Linked DNA regions of Homo sapiens: region 1 is linked to region 2. Evidence: chromatin contacts called from ENCODE Hi-C or POLR2A ChIA-PET data. All regions are on one chromosome and are shown on one strand. The core of a region is the stretch at or near the end of the contact, and the rest is flanking DNA. Distances in the headings are between cores, read along the strand shown. Region 1 holds the start of UBE2D3 (ubiquitin conjugating enzyme E2 D3). Region 2 holds the start of DAPP1 (dual adaptor of phosphotyrosine and 3-phosphoinositides 1).

Region 1 (4,737 bases), core at 140-2,639, 3.0 Mb after region 2:
ATTCGGACCCCCAAAAAAACTCCTTCTTAAGCAGCAAAAAAATAAAATAATAAAGGCGCCTTAAGTCACTCTCCTCCACCCCTAATTTGCACCGATTCCACTGAAGCACTCAGGATAACACCTCACTTGCCACAAGTGTTCTCCGTTTCCTAGCTTTAAACTTCATTTCTTCAAGAAGTATATCTGCGTTCTCCATCCCCCCATGGAAGAAGTGATCCAAGAGGTATTTTCAGAATTATGCTTCCTTCCCACCCCCACGCTTTCCTCTTGGCCCGAGCCTTCCTTTTCTCCTACCACCCCATGCCCTTGTCCCCGCGGGTTACCTTATTAATCCGTTTCAGCGCCATAGTGTGTGCTTGTCGTCTGGCTCCTCACTCTCTCGGTGTATGCTCAAAGGTCCGGCCAAAACTCTTGATTATCCCGGCGGCGGGGCAGGATTGTCTCGTCTCACACCAGCTCTGCCAGACACAGGCGCCTTTTGCAAAAACGGAGCAGATCAGCACTCGCACAGGCCCCGAAGAGCCCCTGATGAATCCAGGTCCCTTAAGACAGCCGCGATCCGGGGTGGGTGGGGTGGCGTGGCAAAGCCACCAACAGCCTCTGTACCGTGCTTTCGGCCCGAAGTGGGGGCGAGGGTGACGGGAAGAGCGGAGGTGGTGGCTACAAGTTTAACTTCCCGGCCTCTAGAAAGGAAGAGACCCGGGTGGGAGAGGAAGAGGCGTAGGAGAAAGGGGTGGGTGCGGGGCAGGGTCCGGAGCCCAGCAGAGGAGGAGCCGGGGCCTAGTCGGCGCTATACCGGCGTCACTAGGGCAAAGAAAGGCAAGGGGGGAGGGGGAAGCATAAGACTCCGGACGGACGCCGGGCTGCTTTCGGTTTCTGTCCAAAGGTGCGGCCGGGAAAAGGAAGGAAATAAAGGAAGGGAGACTTGATGTGTATTGCTATCCTCGCAGCGAGCTATTCTGTGTCACCCCTGACGCCACCGTACACTCACTCCGCCTTCCAGCGCGCTCCCGCGCGCGCCCGCCCAGCCACCTCCACCACGCGCCCGCGCTGTCCCTGAGGCTCCGGCTTAGGCGCGAGGACGCGCCCATTCCCCCTCCTCCTCCAGCAGGAGAGGCCGCGGCTTCCCCAACCTTCCCACCCTAACCCACCGCACCCAATAGGCTGGCCGCTCAAGCCGCCCAGGTCCCGCACTGCCCCTCTTACCCGGCCGGCCACTGGGCCGGCCTCCCTTCCCTGCCCTAGCCGTCCACACCCACGCGTACAGAGGGGCCGGGGCCTCCCTCAAGCTGCGGCCTCGGCCTCCTCCCCGCGCGGCAGCTGGTGCCTCCCCGGCCCTACGGGGCTCACGCGCACGACACAGCCACAAGATGTCCGCTCTGACGGAACTACTGCCAGCTGCCACGCTCCGCCCCTCCCCCTCCTCCTGCCTCTTCACCGCCGCGGATCAGTCCGCCAACGCCGCCGTCCCGAGCACAAGACCGATGTGAGGCCGAAGCCAGACGGCTTGCTTCCCACGTCCGGGGCCGAGTGAATACGTGTCAAGCCCTTTTCCTTCTTCTCGGAACAGCACCTTCTTACTAAACAGATCGGAGATTGGACCAGGAGGGCGGGGGAGGGAGGAGGATCATGAGCTGGGGGGAGGGTGAACGAGTGGCGGAAACCCTTAGGCTCAGAGAAGCATCGAGAACCGGAAGGAGACCATGGGAGGAAGGTAAAGGAAGCAGCCGCTGCGCGATCCAGCCCCACGCCCCTCCCCACAGCGTCCCCCAGTTTCCTCACTTGGTATCGAGGAGACGACTCTCGCGAGAACTTCGTGGCTGGCTAACCGAAGCGGTAGCTCTGCAATGACTTAAGAGCAGTTTTGTGCGCTTTTCCTGACGGGGTTCCGCCTCCAAAATGCATAAGTTCTCGCGAGACGCAGTAAGGCACCGGCTCGAACTGGGGCGGGCCACTGCCAGGAAAGCAACGCCCCTGAATGCTTATGCCGGTGGTTGGTAGAGGAAATGGAATTCCCCAGACTGGTAAGAGCGCGCGCAGACACAGCCTTGTCTCACGCGCCCAATCAGGAGCGTGTGGTGGGAGGTGCCAAGGATTAATTACCAGATACCTTTAGTCTAGCTCGGGCCGGGATTTTGAGGTTTCCGGTGGAGCAGGTGAGCAGTATTTACTCGCCTGCCCTCCTGGGCTGGTTATGCTGTGGGAGGAGGCGCCCCTCGAGATGGGAATAGTAGTTTTAAATAGACCCAGGTTGGCCGCTCATCAGCGCTCCCACGTGCTGAAGTCTAGTGCACGTCTGACCCTAAGGGAGCAATACTGAGAACAGCAGGGAGCAGGCTGAGTCAAGCTCAATTGAGTGGATGGGGCTAGGACAGAGAGAGTTAGGGGCAGGGTTTTCACTGGTCTCCGTAATCAGTCGCTGCCGTCCGCCAAGGTGTAGATGTGGGAACAAGCTTAAATTCTCAAACTTTAGCTTCTGTTGCTGTGTTTCAGTTCTTGAGCCAGAAAGTGTTGAGACTAATTAGTTAATTAGGTAGAGTTTAGAGTCAGAAAAACAATACAATACTTCCTGAAATATCCAAGTTGGGAGGTGGGATTTACCTCAGTAGGATTGGCCTGTTTTAGTCAAGGGTTTAAAGTATGGAGACGGCAGTTATGCTCTCTAGTGTATCCTTCAGGCAAAAGAAAGACCTTAATTTTTATGAGGAATTTAAAAGTGGGTAAGCACTGACCAGCTTAAGGTTTTTTAACATTCCTTAATGACCCCAGTTACCGAAGTGGAGATCTTCAATTACTTGGAAAAATAAACTTGTTTTAAAAATACACTTAATTTGAAAACTGTTGCAGAAAGTTTTACCTAATAAAAACTTAACACGTCAACAATGATGAATATAAGTAGTCTAATGTATACTGTTCAAGTGACCATGTAGTGTCACTAGTGAAGCAGTGCTTCTCAAACTAGTGTCCATAGGAACCACCTGGGGTTTTGTTGAAAATGCGACTTTGATTTGGTAGGGCAGTGGTGGAGCCTGAGAGCCTACATTTCTAACTAGCTCCCAGGTGATACAGATTTTTCTCGTCTGAACCACCCCGTGAGTAGCAAAGCACTGAAGTGCTTACCTCATGGCCTAACTGCTCATGAGGCTCACCTCAGTAACACCTCTGGCCCCTCCCTCCTCCCTGAATAATCTGTGTTCTCTCTCATAGCTAGCCAGATATACTAAAAGCACAGGACTAGGCATGAAGATGGAGGGAGGAACCCAGATTAGTTATTGCTTCCCATTTGCTTGATATTGGCCTGGTTAGTTATCTTCTAACCCCGTTTCTTCACCGCTAAAGTAAGTAATAATGACTGTCCTTTCTCACAGGGTGATTGTGTGGTTAAAGTGTCATAATATATGTGAAAGGACACTGGAGACTCTACAGTGCTGTATAAATGTCAGTTATTAAAGTAACCAGTCAGACATTAACTGGCCATAGTGTGAAACAAATGTATAGTAGTAATAGTGGCCACGCCTGTAATCCCAGCACTTTGGGAGGCTGAGACGGGTGGATCATATGAGATCAGGAGTTCGAGACCAGCCTGGCCAAAACAGTGAAACCCCATCTCTACTAAAAATACAAAAAATTAGCTGGGCGTAGTGGCGGGCGCCTGTAATCCCAGCTGCTTGGGAGGCTGAGGCCGGAGAATCGCTTGAGCCTGGAAGGCGGAGGTTGCGGTGGGCCAAGATCACTGCGACAGAGTGAGACCCTGTCTCAAAAAAAAACAAGAACAAAAAACAAAACTAATATATATGGAGTTCTAGATTATCCATGCTTATAAAGGCAAGTGATTGTGTAATCACAAACTCATTATTGTTAGGCAGTGAAGTAAATTCATTGGTTGATTGGGCTTTCTGTTTACAAGTTTGTATTTGCATAAGTGGACTTACATTTCTGCTTATATTTTGCCATGGTTAAAATCAAAAGAAACATAGCCTAGAAGCATTTTGATGCCTTAGGATAAAGCAGGCTAAGATTAAGTTAAATTTTAAAACATTATTCATGTACCTGTTGTTACAGAGAGCCCACTTTACAGTTGCAAATAAAGTTAAAACATTTTCATTCATTTAACTTACTTGAATTACAATGGTAGAGATGTCCTCATTTGAAACAAGAAAGGAAAATAATCATGTTTTTTATATTGCAGTCGGAAATAATGCTAACAAGAAAAAAATTATGGCTGTAAATACTGAAAGAAAAATTTACATTTAGAAATTAATAAAGGTACAAAAATGTTGAAAATTTAATTAACTAAAAATAATCCCTTCCTTAATAAATACTATTTTGAAGTCCTAAAAACTTTGTAAATATAGTAGATCAGATTATCTTGCATGAATTGACATAAAACATGAGAAAATAGAAAGGATCAAGAAAATTAAAGCTGGGCTGGTGGCTTACGCCTGTAATCCCAGCACTTTGTGAGGCCAAGGTGGAACGATCACTTGAGCCCAGGAGTTTGAGACCAGCCTGGATAACATAGGGTGACCCAGTCTCTACAAAAATAATAAAACAATTAGCTGAGCATGGTGGTACACGCCTATGGTCCCAGCTACTTGGGAGGCTGAGGTGGGAGGATTGCCTCAGCCTGGGAGGTTGAGGCTGCAGTGAGCTGTGATTGTGCCACTATACTCAAGCCTGTGATGGAGCAAGACCCTGTCTCAGAGAAAATTACTAGTAAATGGGCAATTAATCTAC
Region 2 (4,174 bases), core at 304-2,803:
CAGGCTGTTCCCCTGTCACTGCTGTATGCATATTCAGTATCTCCCTGGCCTGCACTGGCCTCTCTGTTCAAGTGGGCCCTGTCCTTCTCTGTGAGCAAACTGTAGCCAAAAGAATTTAAGTGCTCATTTAGTCAGTTATATATGTATTATCAGAGCTTAGTCTTCAGCAGACTGCCTCCAGACACTCAGGAACTTCCCACTGGCAACCAGTGTTACCCGGGTCTCACCGATCCCGGGTGAACAGTGGTAATAGGGAGGAAGATGAAGGATAGAACCATTGCACAGCAGCCTTTTGCAATCATCTAGTCCTTTAGGAACAGTTCTGCTGTGCTGTTTAGTCCTCAGGCCACACTGTGAGAACAAGTTACAGAGCACTGTGGTGAGTGCTGAATGAGTCAGGGAGTAGAGATAGGAAGAGAGAGAGAGAAAGGGAGAGGGAGAGAGAGACCTGTAGGTACATAGAAAAGGCAGGAAGCAACATATGTCCTTGACTCATTTGATACTGCACTTTGTTCCACTTCCCAAGGATTCAGTCACTGCAATTTACCTTTAGCATTCCAGGCAGATAGAATCCTGCTCTACATATGAATCTGGGCACAAAGCCATGCAGGTGTGAGTAAGCCCATGAAGGAAGTGGCACTCAAAGACTCTAGGAGTTCAGGCCAGGTGCAGTGGCTCATGCCTATAAGCCCAGCACTTTGGGAGGCCGAGGTGAGTGTATCACCTGAGGGTGAAACCCTGTCTCTATAAAAACACAAAAATTAGCAGAGCATGATGACGGGTGCCTGTAATACCAGCTACTTGGGAGGCTGAGGCAGAAGAATCACTTGAACCCTGGGAGGTGGAGGTTGCAGTGATCTCAGGTCATGCCATTACACTCCAGACTGAGTGACAGAGCGAGACTGTCTCAAAAAAAAAAAAAAAAAAAGACTCCAGGAGTTCTAATATGCCCCATTAGGTGGGCACCAGAATGGCCCCTTGTAACTTTTTCCTACCTTCTCCTCTCCTAATTCTTTTTCTGTGGAGGAAACAATAATTGTCTCTGAATCATCCCTATTCGGAGCATTGAGGATATATTAGAAGGTCTGGGTAAACAAGCAGAAATATTGCAAAAGTGCTAAAACATCAAACTTCAGGGTCGAATTTGTGGTTTGCTTCTGCTTTTTCTATCCACTCTAAAGGTGTTCCTGATAGAGAAGCTTCCTCAGTGTTCCCTGTGTTGGTGTGTAAGACAGAAAGAAGATGGGGTAAAAGAGTGCACGCATCCTCCACTACAAACCAGAGGCTGATAGCATTAGGGAGAAGCTAGGGTTTGGCCTCACACAAGCAGTTTGCACTGTTGTCCAATCCCAGGTGGGGTGGTTGCCTCTTCATTTCCTTTGATAGCAACCGCCTGTTGCGTGATGTAGTGTGGGTGTCCTCAGAGGTAGCTACCTAAGTTTGCATACTTCCTGACTGACAGAACACTCCTGCCAGTGCCTCCAGGCCAGGGTGGTGGTGTTGGTGGGAGGAGTAAGTAACCAAGTTTCACTTCCTTGCCTTGGAGACTCAGAGCCATAGCAGGCTGCTGTCTCACAGAGCGAGAAGGTGTCAGGAGCAGCCCAGTTGTGTCTCTCTCTCTACCTCTGTGAAGGGCGCGAATGGGCAGAGCAGAACTTCTAGAAGGGAAGATGAGCACCCAGGATCCCTCAGATCTGTGGAGCAGATCCGATGGAGAGGCTGAGCTGCTCCAGGACTTGGGGTAAGGCAGCAGATCTCCTTTCAAAGTACCTAGTGGGTGGACATTGACTCCGCACTCCCACCTGCATGCTTTGATTAATGACTATCTTCAGTGCCTTGTTGCCCTCTGCCACCTCAACCATTTATTTTTTTCCACTTTATTCATTTGTATCTGTTAAGTATCTTCTTGTCTGGGGCTAATTCCATTGGAAAAGCAGGCATTATTTTTCTAGATGTGAAAACAAGTTGGTTGAGAAAATAGGGAAAAAAATCAAATGTTGGACATTCTTTGAGAAGAGGGACAGAATTGGGATATAGAGGTGATGTTGCCTGGCTTCCTTGATGTTGCTCTGGTTTATGAATAAATGCGCTGTTCAAGAGTTTCTAGCACTGACCCAGGGACAGTAAAAGGACTGTGTTTCTGGTAAGATAAACAGAAAGCTTACCCTACTGTAAGGGAGAGGGACTTTTTCAAAAGACAGAGAATGAGGAAGTTCCTGCAACAGTCTCGCTTGTATATTTCTTTCTCCTGATACTGCATTTGTGAGATTTGATATCGTATGTATGTCCAGAGAGCCAACTTTGAGCCTTTCAGTACCAACAATCCAGGAAGAGGATAAAATTTCTGCTTCAAACAGGTAAGCATAGGTAGGTGGAGTCATTGGAGCTCTGTCTTTAAGAAGGGACCCAGATGACAACTCATCCGGGTATTTAATAAGAAACAAGTATTACACAAGAGAGGAATTGGGGATTTCCCAGAGAAACTGCCTAATGCACTGGGAATATCCCAATGAAGGTGGCTTTGACACCTGTGCATGAGGAGAGGCAAAACCTTTACCTTCTGCCTGGACAAATAGCTCTAACTCTTCATAGCAATCCAATGACATAGGAGCTGTTGTCATCTTCATCTTACAAAGGATGAAAACAAGTACCAAACAGGTTTGAATAACTTGCTTGCTAGTCACACATCAATTACATAGCAAAGCTGGGCATCCAACCTACCACAGGCTATGTCCGAAACCAAAGAAAAACCAAAATAGAGTTGAAATCTCTCTGTGTTAAGGCTGCAGAGATTGTATCTTTTTATGTTGTATTACTGTAAAAGTTTATTAATAATTCCTGTCTTTAGATTATAAAACTGAGGTCTCGGAATTGAACTCTACTTTCATTTGGCAAATCAGATAAAACACCTGGAATTTTCATTAAAGAAAACTCCCCTTATTAGGAAGCCAGAGCTCTAGAATCTCTCTATCCCTCTAGATTGAATCCCCAAACAGAAGAGGTAAAAGGCCCTTCTGTGAGCATCCAGCACAGGTGTCACCAAGTCCAAAAGCTAAAGCTGAACTGTGGCCCTCAGTGTCTTATTGAACTATTAAGTTACAATGCTTTACATGTTCTGTTAACTGTATTCCCAGCCCACTGTAATAGAAAACCCCAAAGGAGGAGATAGAGGAATATATTCAATTCTGGTCCTTTAGTTAAACAAACAATCCTAGAACCCAGAGTCTATGGTTGAGTACTGTGGGAACACACTTAGATGACAAAGATGAATTAGATGCTGTCTCTGTGCCCCACCATGATGTCAACAGCAAGAAGCAACTACAGGTGAAACCCACGGGTGGAATAGGACTGTGTCTTTCCTCCATGTGCAAAGAATAGACATTGAATACAAAACTGAGTCACACCACTTCCCTGCAAAAAAAAAAGGGTACATTCATGGCCAGATTTCCCTATTTCAGAAGGCGTGAACAATTAATAAACATGAGGATGATTTCTATAGCAATGGGCAACCTGCAGTTATCTGGGAAAACTGCTCTACAGTCCTGGTTCTTGACCTTGGCTGTGCTCTGGAACATCTTGACACCCAAACCACAGACTTGACAAATGATTTCAGTATCTCTGGGGATGGGTGTTTTCTTGTCAAACTCTCCAAGTAATTCCAAAGTGAGACCCTAGGTTGATGATCACTGCATAGAATATGTATCTACCAAATGCATTAGGTAAATGTGGTCTTGTTTTTCATTTTAAGTCTGTTGGGTGTGTACTTGAATCTTAAAATTACTAATAAATGTTGATATTTTGTTTGTTGGTTTAGGGGCATTTCGATTAGCAACTTTATTGAGGTTATTTTACATATCATAAAATATACCCGTTTCAAGTGTACAATTCAATACTTTTGACTAACTTTACAGAGTGATACAACCATCACCATAAATCAGTTTTAGGACATTTCTGTTCTCCCAAAAAGAACCCTCAGATGTATGGCTTATTTAAGCATACTCAACAGTGTGCTGGAAAAACAGCTGGGAAGAGTTGGGGTGTGGAGAAAGCCCTGATTTCAAGAATTTGCCTAATTCCCTGGTATAAATACTCCCACTATAGACAATTTCAAGCTGCCAACAATTTAACATCATCGAATTGAATATTTAATAATCAACTTGTGCCAGTACTTGCT

Evidence for each region. A loop is a pair of places that touch in the nucleus more often than their neighbours do. ChIA-PET counts read pairs that join two places held with the same protein, here RNA polymerase II (POLR2A). Pooled maps may share reads with other maps.
Region 1: a loop to region 2 is called in a map of naive thymus-derived CD4-positive, alpha-beta T cell, with 19 times the contacts of the local background. The contact joins the promoter of UBE2D3 here to the promoter of DAPP1 in region 2. A Hi-C loop is called at or near these places in 1 of 168 maps with a recorded cell type or tissue (naive thymus-derived CD4-positive, alpha-beta T cell), 1 of 37 single-sample maps with no recorded cell type and 8 of 50 pooled maps. POLR2A ChIA-PET finds 5 or more read pairs at or near these places in 2 of 52 experiments (CD4-positive, alpha-beta memory T cell and activated CD4-positive, alpha-beta T cell).

What each region holds. Positions count from the first base shown.
Region 1 is chr4:102,826,162-102,830,898 of GRCh38, forward strand. UBE2D3 (ubiquitin conjugating enzyme E2 D3) reads right to left here and starts at 1,390. Exons shown (of 8, transcript NM_181891.3): 1 at 1,266-1,390; 2 at 324-475. The coding sequence starts at 347. It overlaps UBE2D3-AS1 (UBE2D3 antisense RNA 1), which reads left to right and starts at 1,894. Exons shown (of 2, transcript NR_131186.1): 1 at 1,894-2,024. RefSeq lists enhancers at 1-236, 819-1,380, 1,320-1,709, 1,381-1,942, 3,111-3,170 and 1 more and silencers at 1,070-1,119, 1,140-1,269.
Region 2 is chr4:99,815,274-99,819,447 of GRCh38, forward strand. It overlaps DAPP1 (dual adaptor of phosphotyrosine and 3-phosphoinositides 1), which reads left to right and starts at 1,554. Exons shown (of 9, transcript NM_014395.3): 1 at 1,554-1,741. The coding sequence starts at 1,641.